Regions from separate parts of the Homo sapiens genome. Here region 1 is linked to region 2. The links are chromatin contacts, found by Hi-C or POLR2A ChIA-PET in ENCODE. All regions are on one chromosome and are shown on one strand. The core of a region is the stretch at or near the end of the contact, and the rest is flanking DNA. Distances in the headings are between cores, read along the strand shown.

The links. Hi-C counts contacts between places; a loop is a spot of excess contacts on that map. ChIA-PET counts read pairs that join two places held with the same protein, here RNA polymerase II (POLR2A). Pooled maps may share reads with other maps.
Region 1: a map of heart left ventricle shows a loop between it and region 2 (2.4-fold over the local background). The contact joins two enhancer-like sites. A Hi-C loop is called at or near these places in 2 of 168 maps with a recorded cell type or tissue (cardiac septum and heart left ventricle) and 5 of 50 pooled maps. POLR2A ChIA-PET finds 5 or more read pairs at or near these places in 3 of 52 experiments (activated CD4-positive, alpha-beta T cell, activated T-cell and naive thymus-derived CD8-positive, alpha-beta T cell).

The regions. Positions count from the first base shown.
Region 1 is chr2:207,095,772-207,098,869 of GRCh38, reverse strand. All of the region lies in intron 2 of KLF7 (KLF transcription factor 7), which reads left to right. Among named protein-coding and RNA genes, the nearest start is that of MIR2355, 13 kb to the left of the region's middle. Within about 2 kb of position 1,354, at least 2 of the 41 ENCODE cell types and tissues checked have a DNase peak (open chromatin) inside an H3K27ac peak, as active enhancers do.
Region 2 is chr2:207,336,537-207,339,349 of GRCh38, reverse strand. All of the region lies in intron 1 of LOC105373851 (a long non-coding RNA gene), which reads right to left. Among named protein-coding and RNA genes, the nearest start is that of MIR1302-4, 69 kb to the right of the region's middle. Within about 2 kb of position 1,514, at least 4 of the 41 ENCODE cell types and tissues checked have a DNase peak (open chromatin) inside an H3K27ac peak, as active enhancers do.

The sequences.
Region 1 (3,098 bases), core at 105-2,604, 240 kb after region 2:
GGTCGGGGGATCACTTCAGGCCAGGAGTTCAAGACCGGCCTGTGCAGCATTGGGAGGCATCGTCTCTACAAAAAAAAAAAAAAAAAAAAAATTAGCCAAGTGTGGTGGCACCAGAGCCTGTAGTCCCAGCTACTTTGGGAGGCTGAACTCAGGAGTTCAAAGTTGCAGTGAGTTGTGATTGCACCCCTGCACTCCAGTCTGGGCAACAGAGTGAGACTCTGTCTCTAAGGAAAATAATAATAATAATAATAGCTTGGTCATTGTAGTAAGAGTCTGTTCCTGTATACGTTCTCTGCTGTATGGTGATCTTTACATTTGAAAACAAAAAGCAAAGGTTGACCAAAGGTGAGTTTAAAATTGACGTTTTTTAATAATCAAATTTCTATTTAATACATCAAATTGAATTGTGAGAACTTGACTTACAGAGTGATAACATTGCTGCTAAATGGAAAGAAAATGTTCTACAAATGAGTTTCAAACAGATTCACTTGGTGTAGTTGTCATCTTGAAAGGGAAAGATTAATGTTTTAATAACATTTTTCTTCAAATTTAGTATATACCTAGCTTTTAACTTTATTGTAACTGGTAATCACCAAAATATATTTAAATTTCCAAGATGACATTAAGTTTTATTTGGATTTAACTCCAAAAAAGCTGATAAAAATAATTTTTGAAGTTAACCTTGAAAAACAAAAAGAACAAAAACAAAGTAAAATGGACAAAAAAGGCAAGCAAATTAAACTTGTTGCTTAAAAAAAATAATAAATATAGTTTCCCCAAATGATCATGCTTACCTGTTTCAAAACTTGAGAACATACAGCTTCAGGTATAAGTGTTGTTGAGGTCTAAATTCTTAAGTGAGTTTACAGTCTTTTGAAAATTATAGTAATACCTAAACAGTTATGAGTTTTTGTTTTGCCTTGTGTCGGGGTGGTGGGGAGCAGTGGTGTTTGTTGGCTAAACCTCACTCAGCCCACTAGAAACTACTAGAAGACTGCATACATTTTTAATTAAATAAAAAATAATTTTATGGCATTCCTTGGGTTATGAGAAACATGGTACAGTATTTGAAAACACATGTATTGGAATAACAAATTACACATTACAAAAATTCTTTAATTTTCAACAGCTAAATTTGTTTCAGCATCTGGGTTGGTAAGTAATTTTCATGACCAACACAGTCTTCCTCCAACATTTCAAACAAATTCACCAAGAATCTAACACTTTGTCTCAAAAGAAACATTTTAGAAAAAGTTAACAGTTGTTAAAAATGGCACATGACCCCAAAGGATTTCTTTAGTCCCGTGTATTTCCATGGCTGTGCTCCACGGGGCAGGCTGGGCTCCAGTTTGAGTCTTATAGAGAAGCCCTGTGCCTTTGCCCTGGACATACAGGTGACAAAGTTCTCTGTTTCCACATCTCTCTCTGGCTTCCTGTGTGTCTGTAAACTCCCTGTTGATATCACCACTATGAATAGCAACTTTAATAACAAACACCGTTAATAACACTTTTTATTCATTTGGGACTTTGTAACTGACCAGTCACTTTCAGGTACTAGGTTCCATCGAATCTTCATGAGTATAGGGAAGTGGGACAGTTTTTTTTTTTTAATTCCTTCCCCACACAGTTAAGAGCCATAAGTCCCCAAAGAAGTTATTAAATACCTTTACAAGGCCACATTGCTATTATGTGGCAGAGCCAGAACTAGAATAATCTATTTTTTGATGCTGAGTTCATTTTATTTCCCCACTACAGCAATGGTTCTTGAGGTATGGTCTCTGGAGCAGCAGCATCAGCATCAGCTGGGAATTTGTTAGAAATGCAGATTCTTGGGCCCTCCCCTTGTGAATCAGACCTACTGAATCAGAACTTCTCAGGGTGGGGTTCACTAACCTGTGTTTTAAACAAGCCCTTTAGGGAATTCTAATAAGTTTGAGAACCACTGTTGCTAGAGGACTGCTTATGGAAAGAGAGATGGATATAGGGGATGAGAACAATTTAAAGAGAAATATTATTTTGTGTTTCTTAATGGCACTTTTATGGGTCCTATATGTAAATAAGTGTATTATCTGAGCATCTACTGTGTATAACGTTTGTGCTAGCCACTGTGGATAAAGTGGCGAACAAGTCAAATGTGGCCCCTGCCCTCACAAAATTCACATCCTGGCCAGTGAGAGAGGCTCCAAACGTTCTATTAAGTTTGGGGGTGGGGTGGGGATCAGAGAAGAAGGCTTCTTTGAGCCTTTTGGTTTTATGACTGTTTCTGAAAAGCACCAAGCTGCTTCTGCTCCCAGGGCCTTGGTATGTGCTGCTTTTTAAATCTGCAGAGCTTTCTTCCCACTGCACCTGGTTAACTCCTCCTTCGTATCTCAGCTTAAATGTCATTTCTTCAGATTCCTGAACCCATAAACAGAGATGCTAAAAACAGATTCTGATACGCAAGGTCTGAGATGGGAACTCGGAATCTGCATTTTTAATAAGTGCCTCAGGTGATCCTGATGCGATGCAGCAACAGGGAGGAGATCCCTCGAAACAGAGAAGGGCTGCTGTTGGTTGCATTTGGTGAAGCATTCAGGGTCTTGTACACGACAAGGTTGGTAGTAATGAGAATAAAAGCCAGGGGTGGGGAGGAGAGATTCCACAAAGGTGGAGTACTTGGACTTGTTTACTGAGTCCTTCCTCCCCTAGCTTTCTCACAGTTAAAAATAACTCTAAGATTTTGAGCCTGGGAGAGTGCTTCTACCACGGGTTGGAATGTAAAAATGGGAACACTGGGATTCTAGGCTATGGGCTGGACATGGAGAAAAATACGGGAAGGATGAGCTTTTAAGCTTGAGTCGATGGGGTTTCTACGTAGAAAATATATTTTAAGCCAGTGCTGTCCAAAATAGAAATATATGCAAACCACATATGTAACTTTAAATTTTCTAGTAATCTCATTTTTAAAAAAGTTAAATAAAAGGTAAAATTAATTTTAATATGTTTTACCTAAATTAATATATCTAAAATATAATCATTTCAACATAAAATCAATATTTAAACAGTTATTAGTGAGAAATATTTTACATTCTTTTTTAATACTAATTCCTTGAGATCCA
Region 2 (2,813 bases), core at 265-2,764:
AAAAGACCAGAATGTCAATAGCTGAATTGAGATTAGGACCAACAGTTTCTGAGTTTCCAGAAAGCATTACCAAAGTCTAGGCACCATGAGAGACTCAGTCCCAAATTGAGAGAATTTGCCAGGGGTTTGACATGAACCCTGCCTTGTTTGAGCCCAGTTCTCCAAGCCCAGAGCAGGGGTTCTCCAGGATGGAATCCTCTTAGAGACTCCTCAGTGACTGTACCCATCTCCTTTCCATTCTACCCCTCTCTGTATGACCAAGAGAGAATTGTTTTCCCTTTTAGGCATAGCTAACATGGGCAAATGAAACAAATTAGTTTTCATTACTGCAGATAATAAATAAATCTTGTGGTGAAATAAATAATATAATATGTAATAATGGACTGAAAAAATACAGCTCAAAACAGACAAAGCTGGGTAAAAACAGAAACCATCAAAAGTAGAGAAAGCCAGAGAACTATCCAGTCAAGCAATAAAGCAACAACATCTGAGAGGCCTCATGTACTGTCCTGAAGTGACTTTTAGCTACTCACGCTGTGTTAACTGTTGATGAAATGTCATTGAGCTTAAAATAAAATAAGTTTGTAGTCCTAGATAACACTCTGCAAGAGCAAATAATATTAGGCCACTATACACCGATATAAATAAATAACTCATAGCAATGTACCAATATGTCAAGATTTTTCACAGGAGGGAGTATGAAAACTAGCTGGATGGTGTCAGGCTCGTTTAAAAGCTCATTTGCTCCCCTTAGTCACTGTCCTTTCACCTTTACATGGCATCTCTCCTGGTCTCTTGTCGACGTGGTTGTCAAAGCACCAGCTCAATAGTGCTGGTCTGTCAGCAGAGATGTGTTAAATGTAAAGATGGCAGAGTTCCCCACAGAAAGCTACATGCAGACTCTGGAGCCAGCTGAAGTCATGGGGCGTCAGGTGACAATGAGACTATGTCATCAAATGACATGTATCCCTGAGGTGCCCAATGAACTTTACACAGAGTTTTTTTTTTTTTTCCTATTGTATTATTCTGACATCTTGCTAAAAAAAAAGAAAAGAAAGAGGACAGACATTTCTATTCCACAGAAAGGAAAGCTTGGACTCAAAGAAGTTGCCTGAATTGCTCTAGATGACTTTATTTTTTGGGATTTCCTGGTTTCCATAAACAGCCACCCATCTGCCTACCCTCCTTCTCCCACTCACTTCTGACCACAACTGCACCCTGCTGTGTGTTAGGAGGAGCGGATTTGATGTCTCGGAGGCGAGGGGTGTGTCTGAGGTGAATGGGCATGTCTATACCTCCCTACTTTGTTAAATGATTGCAACAGAGATCACCCACGTACTCCCAGCCTGGTTCAGTGCAACACATGTCTAGTTCATTAGATGCAGCCTGTTCAGGCCTCTTCTACCTGCTGAGACTTCACACCCATAAAATCCAGTTAAACCTCTGAGTCACAGGAGGCTGCCCTATCAGAAGACTACACACTTTCCAGCTTCCCAGCTTGGGAGTCACAAGACCTGAGTTCAGATTTCAGCTCTGCCACTTACTGAGGCAAATACTTGTATCCATCTTAATGTCAGGTGGTCATGTTGAGTAACCTCTGATTTCTTATCTAAAGGGGTTTTTTTTTTAGGATAATTGAATGGAAAAACTATCTTAAATTGCTTAGTACAGGAGTCATCAATGTATAGTCTGCCTGCTGCCTGTTATGGAAATAAAGTTTTATTGGAACACAGCTGTGCCCATTCAGCTAAGGCTAGCATTTATGTTTATTGTTGACAGCTGCTTTTTTGCTACAATGTCAGAGATGAGTGGTTTTCCCACATAGTGGGTCTGCACTATGTATGAGTTGCTTACTCCTTTTCTTCTTTCTGTTTGTCCTTACTCTTAACTGTATGCTCCTAATTAGTTGCTCTCTAATTATCCAACCCCTCCCCAGAAACAGACTGACTATACTTTCTTTTAACAGTAATTTGCTGGAGAGTTTCAATTTCACTTTGGGCACTGCTACGTCTTAGTGACAATAAGTAATTCATCTGGGGTGGATGGGGGTGATAGGGTGGGGGTGGGGGTGGGAGGAGGTGAATAGGAAGCATTGTAGCTTCGTACTTTGTGAGTGGACTCAGTGAGGGACAACCACAGACACAGACCCTAGTTCAGTGTCATATCTCTATGTTTCATCAAACAACTACAGGATTTTGTTTGTTTATTGTTAGCAGGAGTACATGGTGTAAGGGCAGGTCGAAACATTTTTTCCCCTAATTTCAGTATGGTTAAAAAAAGTATATTCTCCAATGTATTGTGAGATTGATGTAGTGAAAAGATGCCTGGTAAGAGAAGTCAGAAAATCTAGGTTCAAGTCTGGGTTTATCTTAGTTTTATTATGTTGGTCAAGCCACTTCTGAGTGTCAGTTTCTTCAGAACTAAGACTGAGGGTAATAATACGACTTGATTCCTAGCATGATTCTGAAGCATAAAAGATAATGCAAGTGGAAAACTTTGTGAACTATGAGGCCATCTATAAAATGTGACACATATGTATATAACAGGGTCTGTTTCAGGGGATTTCATTATTTTCTTTTTCTTTATATTTTTATATTTACATCAAACACAGTTTCAGTTTTTACAATAGGTTCTGATATCTGACGAGGCTGATCCCTAAGAACATTTGCATTTTGCTAGTTTTCCTGTTTATAGTTTTGAATGTTTTTAATAAGATAAGCACTAAGCTTAGCAATTCGTCAGTGTTCATTCTAATGACCTTCAAGAAACGTCCCGTTGGATCTTTAGACAGAATTATTTCAGTAAGTTTGAGG